4 separate regions of the Homo sapiens genome follow, and regions 1, 2 and 4 are each linked to region 3. Evidence: read pairs that join two places in POLR2A ChIA-PET (ENCODE). Cell type or tissue: PC-9. All regions are shown on one strand. Each heading gives the region's core, and the rest is flanking DNA. Links, peaks and the distances in the headings are about the cores only. Region 1 has its middle 7.5 kb from the start of LINC02541. Region 2 holds the start of LOC107986636 (a long non-coding RNA gene). Region 3 overlaps LOC107986637 (a long non-coding RNA gene). Region 4 overlaps LOC105377955 (a long non-coding RNA gene).

What was found. Peaks named below come from ENCODE experiments on the same cell type or tissue, not always from the same donor. Only the 100,000 strongest peaks of a DNase experiment are listed, where the experiment ranks them.
Region 1: POLR2A ChIA-PET joins it to region 3 with 28 read pairs; 3 of 35 experiments call an interaction of 5 or more read pairs at or near these places.
Region 2: POLR2A ChIA-PET joins it to region 3 with 15 read pairs; 3 of 35 experiments call an interaction of 5 or more read pairs at or near these places.
Region 4: POLR2A ChIA-PET joins it to region 3 with 22 read pairs; 3 of 35 experiments call an interaction of 5 or more read pairs at or near these places.

What each region holds. Positions count from the first base shown.
Region 1 is chr6:113,654,255-113,660,856 of GRCh38, reverse strand. No RefSeq gene overlaps it. Among named protein-coding and RNA genes, the nearest start is that of LINC02541, 7.5 kb to the right of the region's middle. RefSeq lists a silencer at 1,214-1,422. In PC-9, for the core only: no CTCF peak of the experiment used is centred there; a DNase peak (open chromatin) is centred at 6,216; H3K4me3 peaks cover 326 bases; H3K27ac peaks cover 1,381 bases.
Region 2 is chr6:113,044,329-113,052,849 of GRCh38, reverse strand. LOC107986636 (a long non-coding RNA gene) reads right to left here and starts at 4,178. Exons shown (of 3, transcript XR_001744308.2): 1 at 4,093-4,178; 2 at 2,337-2,476. In PC-9, for the core only: no CTCF peak of the experiment used is centred there; no DNase peak of the experiment used is centred there.
Region 3 is chr6:113,356,607-113,365,127 of GRCh38, reverse strand. LOC107986637 (a long non-coding RNA gene) reads left to right here. Exons shown (of 4, transcript XR_001744312.2): 3 at 2,458-2,597. It overlaps LOC124901497 (a long non-coding RNA gene), which reads left to right and starts at 6,889. Exons shown (of 2, transcript XR_007059930.1): 1 at 6,889-7,364; 2 at 7,830-8,125. In PC-9, for the core only: no CTCF peak of the experiment used is centred there; a DNase peak (open chromatin) is centred at 3,957; H3K27ac peaks cover 705 bases.
Region 4 is chr6:113,180,303-113,188,823 of GRCh38, reverse strand. The region is part of intron 1 of LOC105377955 (a long non-coding RNA gene); the gene reads left to right. The region is part of intron 5 of LOC105377953 (a long non-coding RNA gene); the gene reads right to left. Among named protein-coding and RNA genes, the nearest start is that of LINC02518, 250 kb to the left of the region's middle. In PC-9, for the core only: no CTCF peak of the experiment used is centred there; DNase peaks (open chromatin) are centred at 5,973 and 6,273; H3K27ac peaks cover 508 bases.

The sequences.
Region 1 (6,602 bases), core at 1,603-6,602, 300 kb before region 3:
TCCAGCTTAAAAAAGAAGTGAGACCTGGGCCAGGCACTGTGACTCATGCCTGTAATCCCAGCACTCTGGGAGGCTGAGGCGGGCGGATCACAAGGTCAGGAGATCGAGACCATCCTGGCTAACACAGTGAAACCCTGTCTCTACTAAAATATACAAAAAATTAGCTGGGCTTGGTGGTGGGTGTCTGTAGTCCCAGCTACTCAGAAGGCTGAGGCAGGAGAATGGTGTGAACCTAGGAGGTGGAACTTGCAGTGAGCTGAGATTGCGCCACTGCACTCCAGCCCTGGTGACAGGGTGAGACTCCATCTCAAAAAAAAAAAAAAAAAAAAAAAAGAAAAAACTGAGACCTGATAAAATTGAGGTCATCGCTGTATGAACTACTGGTAGCCTTTAGCTTGCCTAGTGGAAGCATAGAGTGTAATGAAGATGTAAAGGCCTAAAAGAAGAAAGAACTTTCTATCTAGCAAGGGTTTCTCCTCTGCTTTCCACTAGAAGTGTAGTTGTGCATCTACTTGGTATTTTGCTAATTTGTTTCTCTTTACTATTTCTCCTGAATTTAGAAAACCATTGATAACACCCTGAAGGGTGTATTAACAAATAGGACAGCGAGCTTTACACTAAAAGTCCATGTGTTGACCTCTTTCTACAGAGACTGAGGAAGAGGATAAGCTGGTTTTGGAGCTTATCACCACTTGTGACCTTTGGCTTAGACAGGTGATCTGTTGTGATTTCTAGATATCAGAGAAATAAAATTCAGATCCTTGTGACATTCTCGTTATTATTCTTGATTCCAATGGATGTTTGTAACATTGATTCAGTTGTTTCAGTTCAGCCTGTTACAGATATGTAGTTCATGTGCCCAGACAAACAGCAATAACCTGTATTTTCTGAGGCTGTAGAAATGTTATGTTTGCAGAAAGAAAACACATTCCTCCCAATTTTGTCAGCATGATCAAACACGGAAGATGTGTATCTGCGGAAAATTGTTCTGAGAAAATTGAGAATATCATCTTACCAACACTATTATTAAAAAGATGAGAAGAAGAAACAGAAAATCTTTTCCTAGATTTTTTCAATCTCCTAAAAACATTAGAACTTTAAACTCCCCACAAACGATCATTTTAGCTACACTAATGACTTACAAAGATTACACAACTTTGAACAGTTTCACTCACTGAGACAGTTGACAAAATAAAATGAGCTGGGTGATAGTAAGGTTGCAGTAATTAGCATTTGACTCAGTAGGACTTTGTGGTAAATATATGGTGTGTGTGTGTGTGTGTGTGTGTGTGTGTGTGTGCGTGCGCGTGAGAAAGAGAGAGAGAGGAAGAGAGAGAGGTGACTCTTGGATTCAGACTTGAGCAATTGGCTGGGTGTGATGCCCTGTATTGAGATAAACTCCAGAGTGAACCCATGGGGAAGAAGAGGGGGTGACTTCTGTTTGGGGTCTATATTGAGTTTGGGGTGCTTAGAGATATGGATCTGAAGTCCATAGAAGAGTTTGAGATTAAAGATTTGGGGGATTTTGGAATCCTAGGAATGAGGAAAATAATCCAGAGAAAGTATGTAAAGCAAGAAATGCTAATACTTACTCTCTAAGGGAGAAGGATAGGAAGGGAAACTTGTAAAGGAGACTTCACAGGAACAATCAGAAAGGTGAGTAGTAAACCCGCAGACTGGGGAGCAAGAGAAACCACAAAAAGAGTATTTTAAAGAGTGACCTGCAGTGTCAAATGCTGAAGAAAAAGCCACTGAGAAAATGACTAAAATTACCCAATGCATTTAGTCTTTTATAGACTTTGGTGGTCTTCCTGCAAGAAATTCTGGTAGAATCATGACAGAGAAACCTCTAGACTATGATAGATTCAGGAGGATGACTGGGAAGTGAGGCAACAAAGTAGGTACAGTCAAGTTTTTCAAGAAGTTCAATTATGAAGAGTAGAAGTGCTATAGGGCATGAGACAGAAGGGATTTGGAAAAAAAGGAGGTCCCCTCCAGTTCCTCACCATTAGATTTGAGCTTGTTTAATTACTGATCAGAAGAAATAAGAAAGAGAGAAAGTTGAATATATAGAGGGAGGGATTAATTAGAGATCTGTGTCCCTGAGAACATTGGGACAGGAATTTATAGTACACATTGAGGGATTGGCTTTAGATAAAAATGATAGATATTATTATTTTTTCCTTATGAGAAGAGAAAAGGAGAGTTGAAAAAGAAAGTAGATTTGGTACTCAGAAGCTGACAAGTTCCCTTATTACGACTTCCATTTGTTAGTGGAGTAGAAAGAAGGGTTATCGGATTAAAGTGCAAGGTATAGTGTAGTTGTCAGAGACTTGAGGGGAGGGGAGAGAATTTACAGCAATTGTGGAAAATGGGAGCATGCTAGGTAATCACGGTAAGAATTACAACTAGGTTGGAGAGCCCAGCTGAGACTACTAATCACAGATTTATGATACCAAATTGCCCAAATTTTATTTCTCTCCTGCATCATGCAACACTGAACCAAACCTGATTAAGTTACATGGAAAAAGCAAACAGGTTTATCTAGGGTTGGGGTTTTGCCATGTATATGCTATGTAAAGATAATGGGAAAGAGGAATTTAGAGTATTGGTAAAAGAGGAGTAAGAAGGTGCAACCATGAATCTAAGCAGCATAATTATGGAAGTGAAGATAGGAAGGAGCGGTTGAGAAAAGAACAAATGAAAGAGGACTGGAGGCCCTGATAAAGTCCAAACACTCATTCTAGATATAGTATGCTTTTGATAGACACTCAGTTGATAGTGTGGATACACAGTTAACTAGTTCCAAGTTCAAACACCAAAGCTCACTGGTCCCCTGCCCACGTATTCCATTCCTCCATTACCAACACCTGTATTCCAACTGAAAAGGTCAATTTATTAAATCTTTTGAAATATGCCACCCTACCTCTATGCCTTGTGTCCCACCAATATCCTGTCTCAATGTTTATCCATTCTTTTTTTTTTCTTTTAGAATGTTATGCATCATTTAAAGCTTAGTTCTCACCATATTCATGAAACTTCCAGCTGAATAAAGCAAGGAGAATAAATCTCCTGAAATTTATTGCGTACCTATTATGTACCAGGAAATGCAAATGTACTTGTACTTCTCACATGCAGTTCTAATTCAATTCAGGTATTGAAGCTCTCATCTTCCTTTTAAATGTGAGGTATCTTTATTGTCTTTAGTACTATGTAGCATTCCTTTTTGTTTACTTGTATTGGGAGATTTTTGTGTCTATGTCTTAACCTCATACTCAATGGTAATTTTTGATGGCTTAATTATGCATTTTCCATAGCACCTTTCAGAATGTATTAGACGTGGTAGGCATAAATTCTTGGTTAATTATGAACATGAAAATACAGATCACAGAGTAAGGAATATGGAAAAAGGAAAAGAAATGTAAATGCCAACTATCATTTTTTTGTAAATTCATGATAAGTGCTGAGGATTGGGAAAAATGGAGAAATATTGTCCCAGTGTCCCAAAATAATTAATATTCCTTTTAAAAGTAAATAGTTTGCTACTCTACTCAGACCTGTTATACTTTTTTTGGTTGTTGTTTAAATTTCTTTCTTTTTTTTTTTTTTGAGATGGAGTCTTGCTCTGTCACCCAGGCTGGAGTGCAGTGGTGTGATCTCAGCTCACTGCAAGCTCCACCTGCCGGGTTCACACCATTCTCCTGCCTCAGCCTCCCAAGTAGCTAGGACTAAAGGTGCCCGCCACCACACCTGGCTAATTTTTTGTATTTTTTAGTAGAGATGGGGTTTCACCGTGTTAGCCAGGATGGTCTCGATCTCCTGACCTCGTGATCCGCCTGCCTCAGCCTCCCAAAGTGCCGGGATTACAGGCGTGAGCCACCACGCCCGGCCCTTAAATTTCTTTTATTTATTTTAGAATGAGACACTGAGGCCAGGTATAGCGGTTCATGCCTGTAATTCTAGGACTTTGGGAGGTTGAGGCAGGTAAATCACTTGAGCTCAGGAGTTCAAGACCAGCCTGGGCAACATGATGAAACCCCATCTCTACAAAAAATACAAAAATTAGTCAGGTGTGGTGGTGTGTGCCTGTAGTCCCAGCTACTTGGGAGGCTGAGGCAGGAAGATCACTTGAACCTGGGAGGTCAAGGCTGCAGTGAGCTGAGATCACACCACTGCACTTCAGCCTGGGTGACAAAGTGAGATCCTGTCTCAAAAATAAATCAATAAATAGAATAAATAAAATGATACATGCTCTTGCTATATTGCCCAGGCTGGTCTTAAACTCCTGGGCTCAAGTGATCCTTCTGCCTTAGCCTCTCAAGTAGCTGGTTTTACAGGCAAATGTGATACAATGGTAATGAGTAGAGACAATGATTGATTTTTATTGGTTGTGTTTCTATATATTTACATGCGCCAATAATTCAATAAAATATAATTCAGTATTTGGCTTAATTTTGAAAAATTAATACTATATATTTAGAGTAGCTTTATATTAGAAGTTTATGTATTATTTAGAAAAATGATATTTAAATTAAAGTTAGCTACAAATTTCTTAAGAAGACTTGACCCAAATAAAAAATAGTGGTGTTTGTAAGTCAGCCTTGAATGCCAGTAGTTTAAATTTTAGCAGCAGCAGCATAGTAACTTGTTGGAGTTAAAGCACGGGAATTGGCTCATTAAATAAGTTTTGTAGTATCTAATTAAGAAACAGCTAGGAAATTCTGTTCAATAAACCATCAAAGCGTATTTCTCTTCCTTTTCCAAATTCTGCTCCTTCTCCATTTTTAAGAGGTTCATAAGAATTGTATGTACATACGTTAAACTTCGTTTTAAGGCTTTGCCAACATGATGTTCACTTCATAGACAAATTAAATCAAGTACAGACAAGCTATACATGTCTGAGGTACTGTAGATAGTTTCTGCTGGAACCAGTAACAGAGCTAGAGTTTCTTATTTGCAAATGTAGTAAGTATTTGAGAACACTGTATGACATATTTGTAGGTGAAAACTATCAAGCTTGTTATACAAAGATAAATGTATCTCTTTTACAATATTCATCACCCTCTGCATAGATATCATAATTTTCAACCTCAATTAAATTTACTAAAAGAATGTTCATTTTAATGAAGCTTTACAAACTATTTCAGTATTTAAATGTTTAGTAGTCTCTTGCCATGGAAAAAGGAGAAGCTTTATCAATTTTTCAATCACAAATTTATAGTGACAAATATACCATTGAGACAACAAAGGCTAGGCCATTTCATAATTTACATGAATATATAATATCTAGATCCCTAGATATGCCATAAGGGTAGTCTACAGAAGCTACCAGAACATAATAGTACCTTGCACTTGTAAAACAATTACTACAACATGTTTTCATGTAATGTATCTTACTTTTTATATGTAAATGTATTTTTCTTTATTACAATAAAAATACCCACACAATATAAGAAAATTGGAAAACAGACACATAAACAGAAGAAAAATAAAACAACATTACTTTGAGTTAAACCTTTTGGGCCTCTTGGTGAGTATAATTCCATACTCCCACCTCTTCTCTCTCTATGTAAGTGTGTGTGTGTGTCATTATATATACACATTTGTGATTTGTTTGTATATTTAATAACTACATTTTGTACATCACATAACAATAGCTATATTCTTTATTTTTACATTATTTTTATAGCTGTATAGTACTCTGCTATGTAGGTATATTCTAATTTATTTACCCAAATTCTATTATTAGACACTTTGTTATTTCTAATATTTGGTTATTACAAATAGCACATTGGTAAACATCCTTTTATATACATATTTCTGCACTTTCTTAATTATTTCCTGAGGCTAAATTTCCAGAAAAGGAATAACTAGGCCACAGGTCTGGACATTTTTATGTTTAATAATTACTGCCAAAAAGTATTGTAATCTATACTCTGACTAATGGCATATGAGAATATCTCTTTTCCCTCACTAACTAAAATTAAATATTTAGTTTTCATTGTCTCATTCTGGTTCTTATAATAATTCTATGAGGTAGACAGAGCAGATTAGGAGAAATGCTAATGGTCACACCTCCAGAAAGTAAGACTGGGAGTCAAGTTTCCTGACTTGTCTTACTATATACTTTCCTATCACATACTTCTTGCCATCATACTGTCAATGGTGGCAATTCCAAGTGAACTGTCAGGAAAGAACCTAGACCAGGAATTCTTACACAAGCCACAGCCTGACTCATGTCTGTGCTGCTGGCAGTGCCCTGGCCTCCAGCCATGGGACTGTGGGTGGCACAATTCTTGTATTCTGAGAAAAAGGCAGTGTTGGCACACTGCTTGTCCAGGCCAGTGCTTAAGCCAATGGAGAAGGGAGGAGGTAAGGAAGTTGGAGTCAAAGAGGCAGTCTTGGGTGAGCAAATTATAGACCTTGTAAGAACATGTCCTTAAAACTTTTCAATTCTTGCTCTGTATTATAAGTAAAATAATTCAGGCTATCTATCTTACTGAATATTTTAAAGATGAGTCTGTTTTTATTATGTTTTAATTGTTCGATTCATTTATATCATTTAATTGGTAGAATTCTGTTTTTATTTTTACTTATACAAA
Region 2 (8,521 bases), core at 1,778-6,777, 310 kb after region 3:
GAAGATCTTAAATGGCAGGACTGAGACTGAATCTATTCTCAACATTTGCATATTTTACAATGCAATTGGTTACAAAAAAATGGAAACTTACTCTGATTTGCTTAATGTAGGGTCACAGAGTCAATGGGCAGCTGAGAACCAGACCTGGCATCGAGATAGATTCTTACAGCCAAAAAGCCAGAAGCACAACGTGTATTTTTTTAGCAGAAACAGACCAGGTCTTCTGAGGCTTTAGGACATAGACTCCTCTGCAGCCTTGAAAGAATTCTTGCTGTTTTTCATTCTTTGTAACATTCACTTCAGAGACAAAGATCTGATTTGGGGCATCCGATGAGCTGATGCTAAGTCACGTGCATATACACTGCCTACCGGGACAGAGCAAGAGAAATTCTCACTCTTCTGGTGTTGGTAGTGGGAGGCAGATCATTGCCTTTCAACAAGACAACACGCAGTAGGAAGCTCCTCCCAAACAGGAAAGAAGGTTGAAATCCTATCCACTAAAAGAAGATACCCAAACTTACAAATGACCATTTCTCCATTAAAAAAAAAAAAAAAAAATATATATATATATATATATACACACACACACACACACACACACATATTTATGTATAAATTAAGTGTGTGTGTATATATATGTACATGTTAAAGGAAATTAAAATGGAGACTAAGCCTGAAGAAGCCCTTAGTAGGCCAAGCCAATTAGGTCTCCTAAGTGGCCTAAACCTTGCTTGATTTGCAAACGTAAGCAAAACTTAACTTGATCTATTTCTAGTAAACACCTATATTAAGGAAAGACAGAACTTAAGTTCAACCAGTCAGAATCCACCAGCAAACTTATGTAAGTATATATAACTAGAGGCTTTTCAATGGGATAGACCAAATAAGGCAACTGTATAACTATAACCAATCAAATATTTTCTTTGCTTTATTTCTATGTTTCCTCTGGAAAAACCTACCCCTTGAATTCACCAGTCAAGCTTCAGAACCACTTCTGGTTTGGAGCTACCCAATTCACACATCGTTGTTTGGTTAAAATAAACTCTTTAAAAATTTCATTGTGCTTCAGTTTACCTTTTTAACACATAGAAATATAGATGTATACTTTATATACACATTTCAGAAGACAAAATTTCTTGGGAAAAAAAAGCCTGTTTTTCTGATTTTTAATGTTATGATTCTGATGTACCATAATCAATATGCTATGATTCTTTTTCTCGACTGTTCCAAGCCATAATATTCTGGAGAAAAACTTTCTGACTGCTGGTTTCCTTGAATTCTATAGAACGAATCAGTGTGTTCACTATGTGCAATATATATATACACACACACACACACACACACATATATATGTATTTTAAAAATAAAATCATCTGATACCCAGGAAAAAAGCACAATTGTTCCATTATTTCTCTTCTCAAACTGAAAGAGTGAGGAGAAACTAGAGTTGTTTATTTTAACATGGAAAGGGTAGACCGATGCTGTCACAGGTGCTATGGGATCTGTACCATATATGTGACCCTGATGTCCCGAGAAAGCTCCACCACATGCTTCCATCAACCCTCTCTTTGTCAGGGGTCTGCTCACTCTGGAAAGACACTCTGCGGACAGAGCTAACCTTTCCCAGCTGTGCCTTGATCTCTGACTCCTTTCATTCAGCACCTCGCCAGGAAGAGGCTCCAGGGTTTACAGCAGCTCCGGCCACAGGGGGCCTGGCTAATTAGATTTCTGCTCTCTGTTGATTTTCAAATGATACAGTTTAAAGTTCTGGTACAAAGTGACTGTTTCTCATACTAGTGCTGCATCTCAGAAGGAGAACCAGAATCTCTACTCTACTATAAAAGTTATAAAATGTGAGTTAATTAGTAATTAGAGATGAGACAAAGTAGGAGACACTATGTAATTTAAGATAGTAACCAGTTGATAGAAAGAAACATAGACTTATGTACCCTAGAACTTAAAGTATAATAAAAAATATATATATATGAGACGGAAAGTTGCCTCAAATCCTTCACAGATGTAGTCAGGGCGACTTCAAAACAAAAGTAGAAAATGCATACATCCAATGTGATATAGGCATATTTTAGCTGTAATCGAAGCCTGCCTTTCCTTTCCCTTTGGAAGCCCTGAGTCTTTGTAGGATTGGGTTAGGAGACAGGACACCTGCTTTTCATTTGAGAATTGACAGGTCATCAAACATTAGTGGTTTTTGCTTAGTTCTTCACATTCTTTTCTCTATTCCAATTTTATTTCCCTTCTGTGCTCTTCACTGTAAATTAATTCTTCAGCCAAACGTCCAAACTAGTTTTTACTTTAAGAACCATCTTTTTTCTTACCTTTCTGTCTTCATGTTTTTCTCTGTTGTTATTCTATTGTCCTTTCGTATCCCTCAGTTTTGGTGAGTCACTCACTGCCCCCCCAATTTCCTGCTGAGCAACCCCAACAAATGCAGTCCGTTTGCAGCACCTGCTCTTAACTACAAAGAAGAAAAATACAATTCAGAACAAACCTCATTATTTGTAAGCAGAGATGTAAGAGGAAAAGTATTCTATTGTTTTTATATTCTCGGGTACTCTGTATCTGACACAGAAGCAGCTTTTATATCCCTTAAACAAAGGGAGACTAACAGGAAATAGTTCTAACCAGGTATAGAATGACCAACTTCTGCCCACTGTGGTAGTTACACAGAGAGTACTCACATTGCTGAAAAATTATTTTCCCAGAGTTTTTTGATAATGAAATACATTTCATCCTTTCTATTGCAACCTCCACCATTAAATTCCAAAAACTTCATGAAAATGATTAGGCAGAGGGTAGGTAGATCCACTTTCTCTTGACATATCAAAGAAAAGTTCATTTTTTTTCTGTTTAATTTTTTTCCTTCTTTTCCTCTGCCTTCACATCACTGGATCTCAGAGAGGTTAAGTTACCTCAAGTACTTTTGGAAAAATGACAAATAGATAAACACATGGAAACGTGACAAATAAACACATGGAAAAGTGACAAATAAACAAACACATGGAAATAAAGTTAGCCATAGTGGTGGCAGGATGTTCTGATTAAAGAAATAGAAATTTGATTCTAGGACTCTTTACTCCTTCAATTTGAGCTTTCTTCCAACAATAATGAAATGACCTCCTTCTCTTTTTTAAATTAATGTTTTTAGCTCAATTATCTGTGACAAGGATCACTTCGCAGCTTGGGTGAATTGTGCCAGGATTGTTGGGCGAGGGGAATGGGCTTCCATGCCTGGCCAGCAGTGTTTTTGCAGCCTCTGGCACATCGGAGTACTCCCCAGGGCTGAGGGATGGACACTGTAACCATTCTGCAGGCTGTGGTATGAGGTGGGATACTCTTTACTAAAGATTCTTGGGGAAAAAAAAAATCAGTGGCAAGGCTCCTAAGAGGGACTTTCCCAGCTTTTCTTGGGATAAGCCTCTTGGTAGCCACTAAGTAGAGATGGGAGCATCTAACTTCCAGGGAACATTCCCTACTGGTTTGAGGCCTGCAGCCAAGTAAAGGGAAGATCAGAACAATCTGGTTCAGGCTCATTATTGAGAGGAGTTTCCAGAAATCTGTAGAGACACAAGGTACACTGTATTGGCATCAGCTACGTAATTATTTGTGCATAATTCATTCCACAGTTATTTATTGCATATTACCAAGGTAGTAGCTTTTAAGGTTTCCTTTCATCATGACCACAGAAAAGTGATAAGGTATATATTTTACATGGCAACATAATCACAGTTATGACTGAAACAAATTTTTACAAAACAATAACCTTATCTCTCATACTCATATTTTGCATTCTCTTCTATGTTATTAAAAATAAATAATGGTCAAACACAAACTTTTTCCATGACCCACTCACTAACGGGTTGTGTGATCTAGGTTGAAAAACACCCGGCTAAAAGGCAGACAGTGTATTAGATGCTGGGCTTATAAATATGAATTACAGATGATTCTAATTCTTAAGAAACTCAGAGTCAAACAGAGGGAAATGACTAATGCCACACAACTGGAAAACCGAATTCTATTTATTATGATAGAAAATAATCAAGTGCTATTGGAGAAAATTGTTTGGGTACTTACCTTGGGAGGGGCAGTAGGACAGTAGATGGAAAAAGGCTTTCTGAAGGAAGAGCCACCTGAACTGAGCGTTGAATAGTCAGTCAAGTGAATCATGAGGAGGAGGGTCATGGAGTTTCATAATCAAACAGCATGTGCAAAAGCACAAAGGGTGAGCAGCTTGATGTGCAAGGAGAGGTATGAGAGGAGGACATTTGGAGAAATGAAGCTGGTCCCAATGTCATCACAAGGGTCCTTAAAGGTAGAAGCTGGAAGCAGAGGTGGCCAGAGAGATGCAGGGTGAGGACACGATCTATTATTTCTGACTCTGAAATGGAGGAAGGGGGCCATGAGCAAATGTGAGTGGCTTCCAGAAAACCAAAAACATGAGGAAACAGCTTACGGAAGGATTGCAGCCCTGCTGACACCTTGATTTTAGCCCACTAAGACCTGTGGCAGATTTCTGCCCTACAAAGCTACGATATAAATTTGTGTTGTTTTAAGACACTAAGTTTGCAGTAATTTGCTGTGGAAACCATACAAAACTGTTAGAGTTGGCAAAGTTATTTTGTTGGGGTAGATTGCAGGAAAGGTGACAAGGCAAGTCTAATTCATCATGGCCTGCTCTCAGAGCCCTCTCTCAGGATGTTCTAGCTGCATTCCTTAATTAGCCTAACTCTTTCCTTATGTTCTACAGGCACTGACTCACTCAAATCAAATTTATTAAACAAATTTTACAGGTTTTATAACTTACTTCTGCATTAAAATTGCTTCTTTTCCCGTACTAATTTGTATACCTTTAAAAGTAGGCATTAAGATACCTCTCTCAATGTCAAGGTTTATCTATTCAAACTTATCATCATCATATTACAGTTGTGCATCAAATTATAGAAGAAATACTTTTGAAGATCACAAACTACATTGAAACATTCAGTTAAAAATAATGTCTACATCAGCTCATAAATTGAACTATTTAGTGGACAGATGCAAAAACTTGACAGTATATAAAATCAAACGGATTGTCACTAAAGTTCCTTTTGCACTTAATTATTTTATACAGTGATAACATTACAATTCAGTCTAATATTCCTTGAAAATAAAATGCAAATTTAAATTCACATGTTAAGTCCACCATATATCTCCTTATTCAAATTTAGTAGAAGCTAAATGTAGGAATTCAAATATATACATTAATTTAACTGTCATGTTAAAATTGTACAACTTGACAAACAGCAGTCACTTCTACATGCCTTATGGTAGTGTTACTTCATAAAAAATTCTGAGACATTTTTGTTTCCTCCAATAAAAGCATTATATGACAAGAAGTATAAACAAGCAAATGCTTTAACAATGACTTGTATTTTATTTTAGTGACTGATGAATTTTGAGCAAATAATCAGAACTTCAGTTTTTTCAGTTGTTTCAATATGTATGTAGATGAGTCATGCAATAATTTCCCTGAAAATTCTGGACCACCCTAACTGTCATGTCGCTTCCACATCAGCTACAGTCCCAAGGGAAAATCCATGAACTTAGCCATCACCAGGAAACACTCTACCTTGAAAACCACAAATGTAACTTTACACTCTGAGTATAATCTTCCATGCTTCAGTCTTACTCCAGCTTCCCTCACATATCTGCTTTTCAATCTAAAAGAGATCCTTATTCCCTGTTACTTTCTTTTATCCCAGCTTATTAATGCTTAATTCTGTGTGTGTGTGTGTGTGTGTGTGCGTCTGTCCTACCCACCAGTAAATCTCAACACTTCTTCAGCTTACTTAGACAGAGAGTTAAAAATGACTCAACCATATAGACCAGTCCTGCAAATTCTTATCTATAATCCTGGCGGTAACCTTTCTGTTATTCATGGTGGATTCACCTATGCCGCCATAACAAATAAATCCCCAAATCTCAGTAACCTAAAACAATAAGGCTTACTTTCTGCTCATGTTGTATTCTGGTAACACTTGATAACCCTCTTCCAACTTATAGCTATTCCACTCTGGAACACATGGCCTTTAAGAGTTTTATAGCCAGGAACAAGAGAGCATGGAGTAAGTGTACCCCTTTTAAACTGTCATATATTAAATATGACACATCACTTCAGTTTAGATAAACCTAGATACATGAATGCTCAGGCGATGTAGAGGACAAGGTAGATGATGTTTGCTGAACACTAACAGTGTCTGCCGCATGTGGTTGGCCCAACTCTATTTTCCTCAATGTGTATTTCCAATTTTCACCACTTTCCTTAAAGCCTTAAGTCAGCTTCTGTCCCTTGCCATTCTCTGTAAACTGACCCTTTGTTCTTCCATGAGAACCTTGAAGGTTTAGATTTAATCTCCCTCCACTTTACAATCCCATTCATCTCTTATCACTTCTATTCCACCTCATGCCTTATCTATCTTCACTTTTTCTCATCAAGACAATGCTCCCTAATTTCTTTATTGATTCTCTATCTTTAGACTACCTTTTCAGCTCATAGGCATGGATTTTATACCCTAAATATTTCTTTAATTTCCTATCTACTTCCTCTTCTCATCTGAACTTCTTGCAGTTCTGGATTCTTACACCCATGATACAAATGTAAACTAGCTTTTGCTCTCGTTAGTTTTTTGAAATTTCACTTGATGAAATTCAAATACAAGGGATATTTCCACCCTATCTTTCTTCACTTAACTACTGCATTTGACCCTGATAATTCATATCTAGTTTTGAAAACTTTATTTAACTTACATTAATAAAAGATATACTATTTTGAGCCGGTTACTATCTTTGCTCCTCACCTCCTTCTTCTTAATAGGTTTTTCTTCACCTGCCTTTTAAATGTTGATATTCCTGGAGGGTTCATCCTCAACAGCTGATCTTTTCGTTTTGTACTCTCTCTGGGAGAAATTGGCCCAATTTCATATTCTCTAAGACCAGCTGTAGGAAAATCACTCTAAAATCTATTTTCCTATTCAAGATCACTTAAATGACTTTAAGACCTTATATCCAATTCCTGTTTTACCATGCCAATCTGAAAGTGTACTTCCTCAACACTACCAGTCAATTCATGCTTTTTCTTAAAGGCTGTATTTCGGATGGTGACAACATATTTCATCCTGACACCAAAGGAAAAATCCTTGTCAATACCTTCTTCCATATCACCAGTGGAAGCCTCCACCTCCTCTATTACCTGCCCAACGACCCACCAATGACGATGGCCTGTCAGTATCACTTAGTGTATATTTCTTAGATCTATCTGAAACCATTCCTAGTCCTCCTCCATAGTTCAGATCACTTCCAGTTCTCAATTTACTTCAGCCATAGTCTCCTAAATAATCTTCCTCTTTCTAATCCTGCCTTCCTAAGCCTATTTTGCATATCCACAACCTCAGGTAATGTTACTTTGTTTCTTAAAATTCTTCAATGACTTCTGGCTACCTACAGTATAAATTTCAAACGCCTGAGTAGAAAATATACAAACCTATTTTATTTGGTCTTTGGCTGCCAGCTGAGCTTCTCCTCTTTCCTATGTTGTGTGTTGTATTCTTACAACATCGAGCTATTGGAAGAGCAGGAGCACACCATGCTGTTTCCTGTGTTTTTGTTCATGCTGCCCCTTTCCCTGGATGTACCTTCTCGCTTTCTCACTTGCCTACGTTCTCCTATCCTCCTTCCCAGTCTTCACATGAGTGGCACTAGTCTGCAAGGTTCTTTGCTCATGTGCCTCCTTAAAGACTTCTGATAAACCGTGTATTTCTTCAAACATTTTCACTTTGGTATCTTAAAATTTTTAATCATATGATTAAGAATTTATAAAACATGTAACTTTTACTGTTGTGTAAATATTGATATTACAGAGCAGCAACTACCAAACTAGCTGACTTCCTGATTTGGTCAGCCAAATCAGGCCTACCACATTTTTGGAAATAAAGTTTTATTGAAAGACAGCAATATTCAATAATTTGCATATTGTCTCTGGTCCCTTTTGTGCTATAGCAGCAGACTTTAGTAGTTACTACAGAGACTGTGTTGCCCACAAAATCTAAAATATTTGCTATCAAGTCCTTTACAGAAAACATTTGTGAAACCCTTTTTTAGAGTAAAACTTTTACTCCACTATTTAAAATGCATCCATTCAATACAATCCATACACCACAATGAGTCAAAGATACCATTATTTATTTTAAAAATCAATAAACAAGCTCTTTCATGGCCAGAAATTATACATAGCTATTTTTCTCCATGAGTTAAACTTCCATTTCATTTCATCACCTGTATTGGTCAAGGGTCTCCAGAGAAAGAAAACTAATAGAAAATATGCATATACAATGAGATTTATTATAAAGAATTGGCTCATGTGATTATGGAGGATAGTAAATTCAAAATCCACAGACCGGATGTCATATACAAGCTTGAACCCAAAGGTCAGCCAGCTGCTGTAGAGCCAAGAAGACCTATGTTGCAG
Region 3 (8,521 bases), core at 1,877-6,876:
TTTTAAACCAAAACTTATATAATTGGTCTGAAGAACTTCCTGCCTCCTCCTTAAGAGATTTAGGGAACATAGAAGATGGCTTGAGGATATTTCCAGACAGTGACATCAGAAGAGAAGAATTAGCATGATGTTAGGTAGCTGTATTTAGGAATTATCTCTCTACATAGAAGTCAGTCTTTCTTCATGAGAGCCCCTGACATTTCCAGCACTCCATGCTGGCGCATATACCTTCAGGGCTGAGATGTGGAATTTCTAAGTTCCTCTTGACGCTTGGCTCGAAAGACTTTTCCACAGATGCTGTCTGCCAGCCTGGGCTCAAGATTCACCTGCTGGGAAATTTCCAAGCACAACTTTAGGCCTCAAAGGAGCAGAACTTGATGGTGTCAAGAGACAAATGAAGTGGAATTTCATTAAGAAATTTTAATGCAAAAGCAATGATGATTAAGAAGCCTAAAGAAAATCTGGCCAACGTGCTTTTTAAACTAATACAGGAGGGAGAATTCCACAGGCATCTTCATTGCCCATCTCTAAGGATGGGATTTTGAGAGGCATAAACACTGCTGGGTTTAAAGAAAGAGTGATAATTCCAGCTAGGGACACCGAGGGAGGCTGAGGAACCCTCTCCATGGTCTCTTTAGCAAGAAGCCTCAGATAAAGACAATGTTCCCCATTAGATAGTTTTAAAGGCCTTGGGTACACAACTAGAAATTCACTGGAGAACAAGCCAGGAAAATCACCTACATTTTCAACCTCTCTAGTTTCTCATTATAGTTTTCTATTTTTTCCCCTTGAAGGTCATAAAACATAATGTAAAAACAAGGTGAATTATAGCAAAGCATGATCTAGGTGTGTAACTAATTCCTATAATATAAGAGACCTTTAGACTTCTTTGAAATAGGCCTTTCACTTTATTATGGGGAAAATTAAGGTAATATAAAAACTAGCCCTTAAAGTTTTCAATTAGCTCAAGTTGTGACCATTTCCAACAATAATCATATCTGAATAATGTCATTCTTAAAACCACTTAGGCTTTGTCTTATGCTTTTCCAGATGTTAGTGATATAAAAGATTGCAAGTAGTACATTTTAATTCTGAATCACCAGGAAGCATATTTTGGCTATGATACAATCATTATCTTTTTTTTTTTTTTTTAATTTAAGAACACTGGTTCCAAGAGAACATAAGACAAGGGGAAGGTGTTCAATTTTTGGTACTGAAAGTAATTGTAATAAATGCTATGACCAAATATTAGAATTCTATTTGATATATTTAAAAGAAATTGAAAAAACACTTTAATAATTTTGCTTATCATTTGCCACTGATCTTTCTAAACATAATAACTTGAAAGGCCGTTGACATTTAAGAATAAATAATGCAAGCAGGTTTAGTTTTCTATATATTTCATACTTTGCCAAGTGAGTATATAGTTCATGTGATGACAGTTCTAGTCAAGGAATAAGGAAATCTCACAGAAATGGACAACTTGATTTTAAATGTAAGCGTAACATAGACACATTTTTATCATTGTTTTTATATTACTCAGGAAGTCCTATAGCAGACTTGTGCAGGAGACAGAGAAAGACAAGCCTAGGGTCCATCCTTCAAGGACTTGATAGCCCAGTTCGGGAAAGAAACATGGGTCTATGGGCAGTAAAACTATAACAAAAAGAGTAAGTGCAAAAAGCCAGATGAATAATAAAGATATGATTAATTAATGAAGTTCAGAGGGAAGAGAGAAAGAGAACCTTTTAGCAGTGGCAGGATTTGAATCTGAAAGTGAAGCATAGCTGAGATGATCTTAGTTGGAGAAGCTGGAGCAGTTCTCTCCAACTAAGATAATCCCTCCAATTCATTGCATGTGAGGGACAGAGAGAATGGTTTGGGAAAAATTTATGCAACAGGATATGATCACTTTAATTCCGGGCCAAATTAATAATATCATTTGTTTGAAGCCAAGAATTTCTGTGGGTCAAGGAATGAAGAGCTGTAGATCTAAAAAGGATAATTGTAGCTGGACTATGGAGGGCTTTCAGTGGCAGACCAAATCTGAATTTTCTAACATAAGATTTGAGATAGGGACATGATGATCTCAACTGTTTTGAGGAAGAAGGAGTGCTGTGTGGGAGAGGGAGTTGAGGGGCAGGAGGACACAGCCAGTAGACCATTGGTGTTAGCTGATAAGCCCCTGGACCAGTAAGCTACGCAGTGATAGTGGGAGAATGGGGGAGAACCAGGGAGCAGAGTGTGGTGGAAAGTGAGAATGAGAGAGTGGAATCTCTGCTGACTATTTCAGCGAATGCCAGGAGTGGTTTTCTTTTCTTCCCCCCGCCCCCCTTTTCAGTGCATTTTTAGTCATGAGTTGACACATTCACTGGATCTTAAAGCTGGAAGTGAAGTCAAGTGACATTTGATCAGGTCCCCTGTTTTTATTGAAGTTTGTTTATTCCTGTTTTACAGACATGGTAATTAGAAACCAGGAAGACTGAGAAGGAATCAAATTTGCAGCAGCTCAGTAAGTGGTAGACTGGGAACAAGAAGCCAGTTCTCTGGGCTCTTGAAGCAAGGCCCTGCCACGTTGTCTTTCCCCAGGAGAGGAGGTATGACAGATAAAGGTCTTAGGTTGATTTTTTAAAACTGTGTGACTATCAGTGTCTGGTATTTTATTCCAATAACTTAAAACATAAAATTAAAATCACAGCATGCTCAGCCGCAGATTTCCCTTTCAATGCGATGCTTTTGCATACCAAAGGATCTGAGGACAGTTTTCTATTTCAAACTGTTTTTTTTTAAGCCACTATATGTATAGGCGCTAAATGTAGAAGTCTTTATTATTTTAAGTGAATTTTTTCTTAAAAACATGAAAGAAAAAAATCAATTTTAAGAAATTAATATGTGAAATGACTTGAATTTCTCTAAGGGTTCTTTGCAATGCTTTCCCATTATTACAACTTCAATATCCTGTTTTAGCAACACTTATTTAACTAGTCACATTTTACTTTTATGGGGGAGCAATAAATGTAAAAGGCACATAAAAACCACAGCCAAATGGTTGACATTTGACCTTTAATCATCTCTTGGACTCTCCTTTAGCAACATACCACCTCCTCTTCTACATATACACAAATACACAGTGTGTATCAACACACTTCCTAATTTACCACATATCATGATGTTGCTGAAGAAAAGAAATGACTTTCTTCAACCTGGTCTGCCTTTTGTTTCTCCTCACATTTTTTTTTAACTATTTTTATTATTTTCTGTTATTGGCCTAACAAATTACCACTTCCTTTGTGATTAAAATTAAGACTGGAGCCCCAAAAAAGGTGGTAAGAGGTGATTTTTTAAACTATCACAAGACCAAGAATCAAGTAAAAAGTTTGTTTTGAATTTTGAAACTGCATTATTATAAACAAAATAGTTCTTTATTTTTACCAATATATGAGTAGTTATCTAACCTAAACTATACATACACACACACACACACACACGCATATTATATATTGATTATAAACAACAGGAAATATAGATAGAATTAGTAATTAGTAGGAAGGGACCTGAGAAGAGGCCTGATCGCCAATCATTTGACAGATATCAAGGCTGAAAGACATGGCTAATGCCGCATGGCTACTGAGGGCAGAACTAGAACAAAGACAGAACAGCCCGGGCTTAGCCCTGTTGACTTACAGCTATGCCCCCAAATATGACATCACTTGCAGAAAGAGAATGTTGTGCCCTGAACATACAAAGATTGAACCAGAATGTCTCAGTGTTCACAGCAAATCCAGAAAAAGATCCCATCCTTGAAGCAACTTTCTTGATGGCTGCCCCTATTTCAAAAACTTGAGATGACGGGCGTCCCCACAACACTCCTCCTCTGACTTGTTTTGTCTTCATGGTATGAAAAAGGGTAGGAAAAATCTGGAAATCTGACCCAGCTCAGTCAATAAAAAGGCTTTTGTCTGTGAACCTGACCACAAGTGACTCATTAACAGCCGATTGAAAGATTTTTGTCGGGAACTCCCCCCTATCTCTTAACAGAAATAAACAATTTGAAACAAAACTGAAGTATAAGGTGAAATCAATTCCCACTTCAAAATAGTGTTGTCTACTACATGTAAAGGTGTTTATTTCCTCCTGACAAAACATTTGTTATGGATTTACTGCCATTTTTATCCCTTTACCTAAATCCACCATTTGTTTTGTCAAAGATGGAGCATGAAAAATTCTTTACAAAATGTCTTAAAGTGCATCCTGAATTAATGGTCCAATTAATTTTTTAAAAAACCTTAATTTTTTGTTTCTAGCAGATGATTAGTTACCCTTAATTTCAAATGGTATTGTATTTTAATTTATTTTATTAAAGTTCAAAATAAATTAGTAATTCAATTTTGTATTTTTATCATTTATTTTTTAATGCTAAGTACTAACTTTTTTTTTAAGGTGCTTACTGTGTGTGTTGTATTTCATTTCCACAGTATTCTTCCTTAAAACACATTAATAATTTTTGATCTTTTAATAATTGACTTCAAGTTAGAAAAAGTAGTGGCATTAAACTATATTCAGAATTTATTAATATAGCATTTAAACTCAAGGAAAATGCCAGACTCAAAAATTCTGACAATGCAAACTCATTCTAATCAGGCTTTGTCTCTGCCCTTTGTAAGAACTGCAAGAAAACTGGAATATCTTGTATGTTAATATTCTGAAATATCTCCAGTAGCATCCATCTGTGAAGTTAAAAGACTTCATCATATTTACTTTTGATTTTTAAAAAGGGCATGGGCCCTCTGCCTCTCCAGCTTGAGGTATGAGAGGATCCACAAATGAAAATACATTATCATCATTAAAGACTTGGAATTCTAGAGACAATCTTATCCAGAGGGAATTAAAATAATGAATTACATTTGGTCCTGGTAGTTTTAGTGTTGTGATACTTTAAATTGGCTTAAAGTCACTCCTGTACAATCCCCATACATGTTTCAGTATTAATCGTCAACTCCCCTTTAATTGCCTATATTCCTTTAAGATTCTGCTATACTATCTCACTTCCTATGAGCAAGAGCTAAGCCTTCAGCCCTGGGCGAGCAGCATGGGCAAGTGATTCAAATGAAGGGCTTGATTAACAGACTCTTTGCAGTTCTGCTCTAACAAGTCCAGCATTTCCTGGAAACCTGCTCACAGATTGTGGGACTATTTTTAGTAGCTCACCTCCCAGTAAATGTAGCTATTAGATATCCAGATATCCTTGCCTCTTTCAGATGCAGTAAAATAGAACATAAAAGGATGTAATTGAATGATTACAGCTAAAGCCTGTAATCAGTAGCCATAGGGTCTCTCTCTTTCCCCTAAGTGATCTGGGACACAGACCCAGGAGGGCCTTGTCCCTCCCCACTGCCTGGGAAACACACATGCCGTGCACAGGCCATGCTGACTCTCTGCAGATGCAGCCTAACCTCAAAAGCAGGCGCCCTGCAGATGCAGCCTAACCTCAAAAGGTTGGGACTGTTTTCTGTGCATGCATGCAGGGTAGAAAGGAAAGGCAAAAGAATTCACATATTTGGACATCTACTTGTGTATTCATGTGATTTTCATAGCCATGTGAGGTAGGTAGGTAGGTATGATTATTTTCATTTTACTAATGAGCAAAATTTACTGCTATGGTCTGAATTTTTGTGTCTTCCCAAAATTCATATGTTGAAACCTAATCACCAATGTTAAGGTATTAGGCAGTGGGACCTTTGGGAGGTGATTAGGTCATTAGGGCAGAGGTCCCATGAATGGGATTAGTGCCCTGATGAAAGAGGCTTCAGAAGGCCTTTCCTCTTCCACCATGTGAGGACATGGCTGGAAGATGCCATCTGTAAACAAGAAAGTGGACTCTCACCATCCCTGAATCTGCTGGCATTTTGATTTTGGGCTTCTCAGTCTCCAAAACTATCAGAAATAAATTTCTGTTTTTTGTAAGCCACTCGGTCTATGGTGTTTTTTTAGGGCAGCCTGAATGGACTAAGATATTTACCAATCAGCCAAATTCAGCAATTGCCTGAGGACCTGTGGCTAACGAGCAGCAGTGTCAAAGCTGGGTTTAAACTCAGCCCATGTTTCCCTTTTACACTCTGCTCTTTAATGGGGGACAGAATAGCAGACTCTATAACTAGGGTGGCTGAGTAATTTATTGTCCAAACCAAGACATGTCTAAGGAACAAGTGGAAGTGCCGTTAATAAAAACACTGGGACAACAAGCCTAACCTGTAAGGGTCTTAGGCGAACTAGGATATGTGCTTGTCCTGTCCCTAACCCTGCCCTGCTCACGCCAGCAGAGCCAAGACTGAAGGTGAGTGCCCAGTAGAAAGTTTCTAGCCCACTGGTCAGGGTGGGGACGGCTTATACCCGAATCCTGCAATAGGTCCCTTGGGCAACAGGGAATGAAGCTTTAAAAAATACTATATTTAAGACGAGATTTTAGGCATGAAATTCTATTTCATTTTATGTAACTCAGAGAGGATCCATCATGCAGAAAGTGTTACTTACAGCTGCACCCCTAACTCCTTAGAGGCAGTGAAACTGTATCATTGGACTGCCAGTCACTTGCATTAGATATGTTGAGATAACACAAAAATATCTAACATTTATTGACTTGCCATGTGCCAAACAGTGTGCAAAGTGCTTTACTTACATTATCTCATTCGATTTTCTCAAATACTCTATGAGGTAGGTAAATTTATTGCCCCATTTTACAGATAAGAAAACTCAGGCACTGAGAAACTTGCTCGAGAACACACACATAGTAAGTGGCTCAGCTATATTCAGACAGAGGACTTCTGCCTCCAGAGTCTGCACTCTTCATTATGACATAGGGCCATGTGTGTTGTATTGATCTTGGAAAGAGAAGGGTCACAGAGCGGTGTGACCTCACAAAGCTTGTATATTATTGAAGAGAGGCTTTTTTATATCACCACATCTCAACTAACACCTCAGTGTTTGTTGGAAGACATCATGTATGTAGTTTTAAAAATACTAAGTGTCAAATGAGTGACACAGAACACTCTGTCATATCACAGTGCTTTGTGGATAGAGACAAGGTGGCATATGCTAATAGAATATATTGATATTTATCTTCTTAAATATCCATCTCATTCTCCCTGATAGCATGGGAAGCCTTGCAAGGATTGTCCTGCCGTTCTTTCAAGCCCTAGCTCTTGGCACATTGTAGACACAGATAACTCTGTGCTTTATGACTGCAGTTGTCAGTTCAACCACAGAGCGTTCAGAGCAGAGAAAGTCTCTGGGGGTTACATGCAAGGGACTTGAAGTTGGGAAAAAGGCTTTGAAAAAATGAAGGAGAAAGATGAAATGTATTCCAGGTGAGAGAAACAAATTAAATAAATGAACTCAGATGGGAGTTTTGAGGGCAACGTAAAGAAACCAGGCTGTCTGTATTGAATTTTATTAAAAAAGACTGAATGAGAAAAGCAAGATTATGAGGTCTTTGATGTTAAGATGTCAATTGGGCCATATTTCATAAAATAAGATCAGTCTCCTGACCTAGTACTACAGGGTGTTAATGCCCACAAAACAATACCCCAAAATGAAGGCCTCAGAAGCAAAAATTTTTCTCTGGCCTTCTTCTGCCCACTGTCTCAGTCTCATTCTCCTCCAAGGCTAGCCATAGAAACTAGGAACCCCGTTGTCCCCAGGCAGGTTACAGAAACCAGAATCCCTTTATCCCCCCCAAGACAGCCATAAAACCTAAAAATATTACTTAACGTTCCTCCACCTTTCTGTGTAAAAACTGGCCATAAAGAAATTATTTTATCGATCTTGTTTAGGTCATAAGACATTCATTCCAGAGAGAGTCCTGCCCCACCTCTGAGAAGGAAGGAATGTACACTCAAGAGAGATCAAGAAGAATCTAAACAAACAGGCCCTTCTGCGTTTTCCCACAAGAGAAAATGATCTAATTAACATTCGATCATAACTTTTTGTCCAATTATATTTCTACACTGCTGTTCATACTTTATTTAACCTAGGCATAAAAATTGACAATTTTTATTGTATTTTTGGCTCTTCATTCTGAAGGCTTCCATGTATACATGTTAAATAAATTTGTACACCTTTTCTCCAATTAATCTACCTGAGTTGATTTTTTAGTGAATCTTCAGAGGTCCAAGAACCCGTCCCTTGAGCCCTACAAGTGCTAGAATCCTACTCTTGGTCCCTCATGGAGGCTGAGTAGTTCTTCTGGGACCATGAATTGAACTAGAAATCTCATCTGCTTGAACAAGAGAACATTGCGGTCATTTGACGAAGAATCTTGTAACAGCTGCTGGCCAATTTTTATCTGATTTGGAAGGACATTGGAAGTCTTTAGGGGGTTCTGAGAAGGAAAGCATTATGGCAAAATTAAATGGTAGAGTGATATAATTTTTTTTTATTTTCTAGGAGGAAAAAGGAAAGTCGGGACATATGGAGAAATAGATGTTTGAGGAATATAAGGAAGACAGTGTTTCAAAACTATTCA
Region 4 (8,521 bases), core at 1,501-6,500, 180 kb after region 3:
CAACTCTAGGATTATGGCTGAGATCCCTATAACAAAAGACAGAATAGCAAGAGGAAAGCATATAAATATATTTAACATAAGTTTTATGTGACATAGGAGGCTTCATAAGAAAATGAAGTCCAGAAGAAACGAGGAAGTTGTGTTTTTTTATACTAAATTTGCTGAAGAAGTGGATGGTTGTGGAGAAGTGTGATTGGAAATAAGGAGTATTATCTAATGGTAATAAACTGGGGAGAACTTAGCAAGGCTTGTTTGTTTAAATTCTTATCTGTGCCCTGTGTCTTCTGAGATAAAGGTAGAGGGAGTGCACTCTCAAATGAGAATCTTATGACCTGCTTCAGTGGAAAGTCAGAAAATTCTACTATGGCCTGCTTCAGGGGAAAAGGGTAGAAGAAGATCGCAGAGACCTTCCTGCTTCTGCTGTTTTCTCAAATCCAAGGAGCCACATTTTGAGGTAGTGTGTGTTGATAGTTCACATCACCTCCACGCCCACCTTGGGCTTAATCCCAGCTCTAGAGTACAAATGGCTGTGGGGATGGAGAAAATTCCATGAAAAAAACACACTGGGCTAGTAGGAAATGAACAATAGCGTAAGAAGTGAGACATATCCTAAGAAAACTCAGTTCTTGATCTTTTGATAAATAGAAGAAACAGTATTCTCTGAAATTGACCTAATAGGCAAAGATGCGATGCCATAGGATGTCAAAGATGGTGATTGTTTTTAGACATGCACAGTCACAAGCTCCTATGTAGGAGGAAGAGAATAGAAAAAAAGGAAAATATATTATATTGGAAAAATCTAAAACTAATTTTACAGTGCCATAGCTGAAGATTGCTACAGATCCATGGAATTGAAATAATATTACAGCAAATAGCCTGTGCACTCTTCAGCATGATTTTCTCAGATCTCTGGCAGAAGGAAGTAATTCTGGTACTCAGTTGAGAGTTGGAAGGTGGAATGCTTCCAATTTAAAACAAACTCTCAGATCTGTTTGCCACATGTTTTTTTAATAGTCATTTAATTTTGGTGAAACAGCTTTGTGGAACTATGGAGGTGTCTCCTTTCTGTCTCTTAGCTTGCCTCTTTGAGACCATTAATTTTCGCAGATAAAATAAGATCCTGGTATGTCATAGAACATATTTAAAACATCTGAATTGTTTTTACAATGAAAAGAAATAAAGCCAAACTTCCTGAGGCAAAACTTCTCCCCTAATTTAAGGTGATTGCGACTCTTTTATTTCTTTAGATAAATTTATTCTCTTTATATAAAACATAAGGCATTGCTTCCTTCTGTAGTCTTAAGAAGGTGGTGAGATACCTGATAGACATATGAGAAAGGATTTTCTTTTAATTTGAAGACTATGTAAGCCTGTGACAGTTATTCCCAGTTGTTATAGAGATTATATTTCTCTTCAATTTCAAGAATTCTGAACAAAGTGATAAGAATTGTAGAATTTATAACTTTCTGTGGACATATCTATTTCAGTGATCTGAAACTAGAAATGCACTACATTTTAGAAACAAGTATCTAAATTAGTGAAAAGTCCATCACTGCAGGGGAGCTGGCTGTCATAATTATATCTTATTTGGGTCTTTCACTTGGGGGATCCTATTCGTTATCTTTGGAATGTCACATAAATGATTCTCTGAGGATACTAGCTAATAAAAATACCACCTAGCTGTGTTCTGTTATTTCTGCCCCTTCCTTCCCTACCAATTCAGGTGTCTAGTTACAAACAGCAACTAAATTCAAGTGTGTTTCTTCCCTTTCAGCAGCTTGTACATCTAATTTTACCTGTTGGCAATCTCAACCTAAACAATGGAAAGATAACATATTTTTAAGAACAACTGTATTATTTTTTATATTGTAGACTGAATACACCAAGTTCCATTTCTACTACTGTAGTTTATACCATGATGTTTAACATGGAAATCATGAAGTTATTCAGAAAATTTGATGCCTGCCTCAACTATAAGTTTCAGATAAGCATATTTTGAAAACATTCAGGCATTATCTTAGACCTATACTTTGCTTGGACAATATTTTACAGTATTCAACTTCTTTTTATTGACAAATCCCTTGTAATTTATTATTATTACACAGCAAGAGCCCACATACTGCTATAAAACACAGTAAGTAGCGCTTATTTAAAAATAATTTATGTTATGAAAATTGTATCTTTAAATTCCATCCTTTCAAGATATGTGAACTCTGAACTCCTATGTTTCTGAAGAGCTCAATACTGTGACAGATTGTGTGTGTGTGTGTGTGTGTGTGTGTGTGTGTGTGTGTGTGTGTGTGTGTGCGCGCGCATTTGCTGTGGGGAGACAATGGACAGTTTGGAATGAATTCTCATGCACACATGGCCTGATGGAAGCATTAAATTCCTAGACATCCCAAAGTACCTTCCTTCTTTGTGTTCAGACTCTGCAAGATTTCCATATTTTTTTCAGAAGAGAAATGATTTTTTTTCAATTTCCAAAATCCTGGTGGTACTTTAGCATGTGAACCAGGAGAATGACATAAAGGCAGCAGCCCTTCATCATGTCTTGTGCTTTATTGTGTGCTATGTGGCATGAATATAATCTTTTTTTTTGTACTAAATTATAAGCATGTTTCCTATATAGGGAAATATGCAGGCAAGAAGACATTTGAAATAGCTGAAGTAAAGAAATACAGGCTGGGCTCAGTGGCTCATTCCTGTAATCCCAGCACTTTGGGAGACTGAGGCGGGTGGATCACCTGAGGTTGGGAGTTCGAGACCAGCCTTAGCAACATGGAGAAATCCCATCTCTACTAAAAATACAAAATTAGCCGGGTGTAGTGGAACATGCCTATAATCCCAGCTACTCAGGAGGCTGAGGCAGGAGAATCACTTGAACTCAGGAGGTGAAGGTTGCAGTGAGCCGAGATCGCACCATTCACCATTGCACTCTAGCCTGAGGCAGGAGAATCACTTGAACTCAGGAAGTGAAGGTTGCAGTGAGCCGAGATCGCACCATTCACCACTGCACTCTAGCCTGGGCAACAAGAGCGAAACTCCATCTCAAAAAAAAGATAAAAAAAAAAAAGAAAAAAATATAAACGTGACACAATGAATCTAGCATAGATGTGGAGCTGTGGCACACAGGAGGAGCCTCAAGATGTGCAAGGAGTCCCCAGGAGCCACACAGCAAGGTGAAAAGCTTCCAGGAGGTTTTCATTTCAGCAGCACTGCCAGAAAACATCTACCATCCCAGGCTTTTTTTGTGAAATTATAACTTCAAATTCCAAGCACCTGGGAAATTCCCAGGGGTTGAGCTGGAACAGCTGTGGCCCAGAACTCCTCTTGCAGTTCTCCAGGAAGAATACTCTGTCCTGAGAATCTGAACTCTGGAATAATCCAGCTCTTCACCATCCCCACATCTGTCCCCACATAGTCAAGCATGACAGCAAAATAAAATCCACAAAAAGGGGACATGGATGCCACTTTGAATCTGTGGTCACTCATCCTTAAGGGGCTTTTAACACTGCATAGAAATTCTAATGAGATTTTTTGTTAGCTTGCTTCCCCACTCCCTGAAATGGCAATTTAAAATATTTTCTACTCAATTCACATCTGCAATTTTCTCTCTTCTCATTCTCAGCAGATGTCCTACCTCAAAGAAAATTAAAAGAGAAACCATGAAAACAAACCAACTTAACTTCCTGACATCATAGCTACAAATCTATTTGCTTGCTGCTTCCCTTGTCTTCTTCTCTGCTGGTACAAAGTGATGGGTGTCCTTTTTCCCAAGTTACTTCTTGTCTGGATATACTCACCAGTCTCCAGGAAGCAAAGCTGGGGCCCTGCCCCACTGTGGTCTCTTCCCTGGATTACAGAAGAGGCCCTGTCAATGGCACCTTGGCTCTTGGCCCACCTTCTGTCTTGGCCCTCTGCTACACTTTCCAACTTACAAGCAGAGTGCACGTGTCAAGCCTAAATGGGGTTATATAATTGCCCTCTGCTAAACCTTCTGGTATGGGCTGAATTGTGCATCCCTGAAAAATTTATATATTGAATCCGTAGCCCCCAGTACCTTAGAATATGACTATGTTTAGAGATAGGCTCTTTAAAGAGCTAACTTAGTTAAAATAAGGTCACTGGGATGGGTGGCTCCTAATCCAATATTACTAGTATCCTTATAAGAAGAGATTATGACACAGCTGCATACAGAAGGAAGACCATGTGAAGACACAGGGAAAAAGACAGCCATCTACAGGCCGAGGAGAGAGCCCTCAGAAGAAACCAACCTTGCTGGCATCGCAATCTTGGGCTTCTAACTTCCAGAATTGTGATAAAATAAATTCCAGAATTGTGAGAAAACATTCTTGCTGACATCATGATCTTGGGCTTCTAAATTCCAGAATTGTGAGAAAATGAATTGGTTCAGCCACTCAGTCTGTGGTACTTCGTCAAGGCAGCCCTAGCAAAACTCTTCCACCTTCTAATGACTTTTAGTCATCTCTGGAATAAAACCCACAGGCTCTAAGAAGTTTCTAAGGCCTAGGATGATCTGACTGACTCTTGCCTCTGGTGCCTCAGCCTTAGACACTTCCTGCCTCTCTCTACTCCAGCCACACTAGCCTCGGTGCAGTTCCACATACATCATCCTCCTTCGTCTGGAGCCTCTGGATGTCCTGTTTCTTTGGCTTGGAATCCTCCTACCTGCTCATGCTACTTACTCACCTCGTCAGTAGCACCACCCTTCAAGTCTCAGCTTAAACATCGCTCCTTAGAGAAGCCATCCTTGTTCCCTTAGACTAGGGAACAAGGGAATCTGTGGTAATTCTGTGGTAATCTTCCACAGAATTTTGTACTGGTAATTTACAGCCCTTATGATCCTCCAGTCACTTGGTCAACATATCTCTTCTATGCAAGATTGTATCCTCCAGGTCTCAGGAACCATTTCTGCTGTATCTGTGGTATATTTGGTGTGGTATATATGTATTTGAATGAAGCCTCAGAATGAACAGGCTAACAGTTGCCAGGATCATGACCATTCTGGCAGGAAAATGGACAGAACTGCTTTGGACACGGTAGTAGTAAGATTTCCCCTGATTATCAAAATCCAATTAGGTAGATTTTGTAGCTGAAGTAATGAAGTGATTACCTCTAGAATAATTTGTTAGTAATTCAATTCAGTTTATGAGGCAAAGGTTATATTTTTATTTTTTCAGTCAACTTTAGCAAATGTTCAGAATTTTTGGACCAGATGTATAGTAGGTCTAATTCATTTTGGGATACATATGAAACAATTATATGAAGGATTGATTTTATATTATCACCTGGAATTTCTGACCTTTACAGAAACTGCCAAAGTGTGTTGGAGTTTGAGCCCCATCACAAGACATTTAGCAATGCATATGTTGTTGTGACTGGAAATTGGGTTTGCTGTTGCCCTTCATCTCTGCTTCATAACAGTGGGTGGAAGCCCTTTAAAAGAAGCATTCTGAATTTTAAAGCTCTTTTCTTGTGCTGTCCGATAGGAGATGCCAATATTATGAGGCACTAGCATGCAAGTGTGGAGGGTCCACTTTTTGTAGGGTAGCCCATGGCTGCTAGGAGAGGTATTTTGTAGCATGTGTGGACTTGGTTTTTGTGGCGTGAAGAGAATGGGTATAACACTGATAACTTGCCAAGAGAAGCCTATTTTATGGTGCTTTTGTGATAAGTACAATGGTGCCATCTATTTGTGACTGATATTTTTTAATGGAGTTGACTGTTCCTGAGTGGTCCGAGGACAAAAAGAATAATGTAGCTGGGCATCATTTGCACATTTATTTACATGTCAGGGCTTTTGTTCAAATTGTGACTGAAGTCTATTTGTAGAGTCAGGCATAACAAAGTAAACCTCATTGAGATTCACTTCAGGACATATCCAAACAAACAACATCTTCATTCTGAGCCCATCCAAATGTCTGTAATTTGGTAAATTACTCATTCTATTTGAATGCATTAGTCATCATTTATGAATGCCAGTGAAATTGAATGGACTTCCCTCAAAGCTCTATAGAACTTTTCCATCGTGCTGCAAATGCCTGTTTTTAATTTTTTTCAAGACATATTTTTTGTTACATTTTAAATTTCTGGCTCATATGCCAAATAAGCATCCAAAAAAATAAAGAATCATGTCGAAATAGCTAAATGGGTCTTTGTAAAATGACTTTTTTTCTTTAGATTTAAGTAGATTAAGGTCACATCACAGTATGTGAAAATGCATAAACCTTTGTAATCTTCAGGTTTAATCTTTACTATGAAGTACTTTGGGAATGTTAGTAATCTTCAACATAAACAGCTGTCAGAGGGAATCAAATAGGAAGTGTTTTAAGGAAGACAATGCCTCAAGTGCTAACCCCCTTGAAATTTTTTTTTTTTTTTTTGGAGTGATGAAAGCTTTTTCTTGAGTATATTGGTTAATAGCCAAGAAAGATGGGGAACCTTGAACAGAAAGACCATACAGAAATTTTCTGATGCTTTGACATTTTACGTTTTCTTTAAAATCAAATGGCTCTAGTAACACAGCAAAAAGGGGAATATGACATTTTGACATTCATCAGGTATCTGTGGTACTTTTAAGTTATATCGATTAAACTTTCCTATCCCAACAATTTTTTTATCTGCTTATGGAAGCTATCAGTCTTTATAATGTATTGCAAATGCGTGATGAAGACTGAAGATAAAGAAAAGCTGACCCTTGAACTTCTGAGTGTATTTATGTAATTTCCTAAATTTTGAGTAATCTTGGCAAAAGAGATGTCCTGAGTTCTTTTTTACATTTATTTAAGGCAATGGTATCTATAAACTATTATTGCTCAAATGTCTAGGATTCTTTTAAATGTAAAAAGGAGTGGTTCTTCTTAGGAAAGGATGATTTTAACTATCTTTGAAAATTTCATAAATCAAGAGCAGATTTGTAAAATAAAGTGTTAACAAGTGGTTACAGGTTTAGTTTTCCAAAGATAAACTTTTGTCCTTCTTATTTTGTGTCCCAGAACCTTCCCTATTCTCTCCATTGTCAATGCTGGTTTTTCTAAGAGGAAAAAGCTGACTATTCGTTTAGAATCTCTGTGCAAGATTTCTTGTTAGATTGATCCATTATATTTCAGCTGTGTACATGCTGCCCACCTTCTCCATGCATTCCTTGTATTTTAAATCCTACAGGGCTTTCTTTCAATACAGGAGATATGTCTCCCTTTTAGTTATTTAGACTTGAGGATGATTTGATTCATGAGGATGTATATACTTTGTGTTTTTAAGTGTGTGTGTGCAGCAAATATTTATCAGTGTGCCGTATTTCATCTTGAAATTGAAAGACTAGATCATTCTTGGAAGGGATATTAAGCTTCCTTATGCAAGCATTTTTGCACGCTAATGCTTCAAGGCCCAGAAAGAAAAGGGAATGAATAAAGTGGTTGTGGGCAAGTGGCTAGAGAGCACTTGCCTTGGCTTAGGGCACCAGTATCTATTCAGCTGCAGTCAACTGCAGCCACGCAAGAACAGTCCCAGTGTTGTTCAACTATCCAGGTTTACAAGAGTAGTCAGAAACTTGGATTTTCATTTGAAATTTCAAAATATTTAAATGCTAGTAATTAATTTTAATTAAACACTGTGTGAGCTAAACAAAATAAGTTTATGGGTGCTCAGTGTGCCAGTTCTGTAAAACAGAAGTTATAGCTAAAAAAGAAAATGCCATACCATAGTTTACTTACCAACTTTACTTAATAGCTATGTAAAATGTTTAGAAAAGAAACATAAATGTAATATGCATACTTAGATAACATGTTTGTTAGAAATATCTTGGGTAAGGGAAGAAATTTTCTTTCCATCTACCCATGCCATTGATGAGTCTCTGGTTCAGAAAACTGATTCCATTCAATACCACCTACTTCCCCATCCCAGCTCCCATTAATACAAGTATAGGGACTTAACATTTCCTCAATGCCCACCTCCTTGCTTGCTGTTCAGGGAAATACACATTTTGGTTTATGGATGTCCTGGGGTGCTGTAAGAGTCAAGGAAGTTATTGAAGGACATTTTTAGATAATAGACAGCATCAATCATGCTGGGCACATACTGAGGAAAGTGATGACAAAGAAGGGACCTATCTGCCCAACAAGAGCAGGACCTTGGAAAGAATGGTTCTCTGTCTCTTTGGCCTTAATGTACAAGGAAAAAATGAGAGCTGGAAAGTTTACACATGGCCCTCAGATTTTAGGCAGTGCCAGAGCATCAATGAGCATGAGGCTGAGTGATCTTCACCGGGAGCAGTCTATTGCTGCAGACTCAGCTCCCATAATGAAAGGTTGAGAGTAAGACCCTTTGCAGAAATATTCCTCATATCTATGTTATCTCCCTTCAGACGTCTTCACACCACTTCTCAACATCTCTGCTCTCACTATATTCCTTTCTGGTGGAAAGAGCCTTCATTCTCTCACTTTGGATGTTCCTTCTCTGAATTTGTCCCTGCCCTAAGTCATCCTCTCCATGTTCCTAAGTC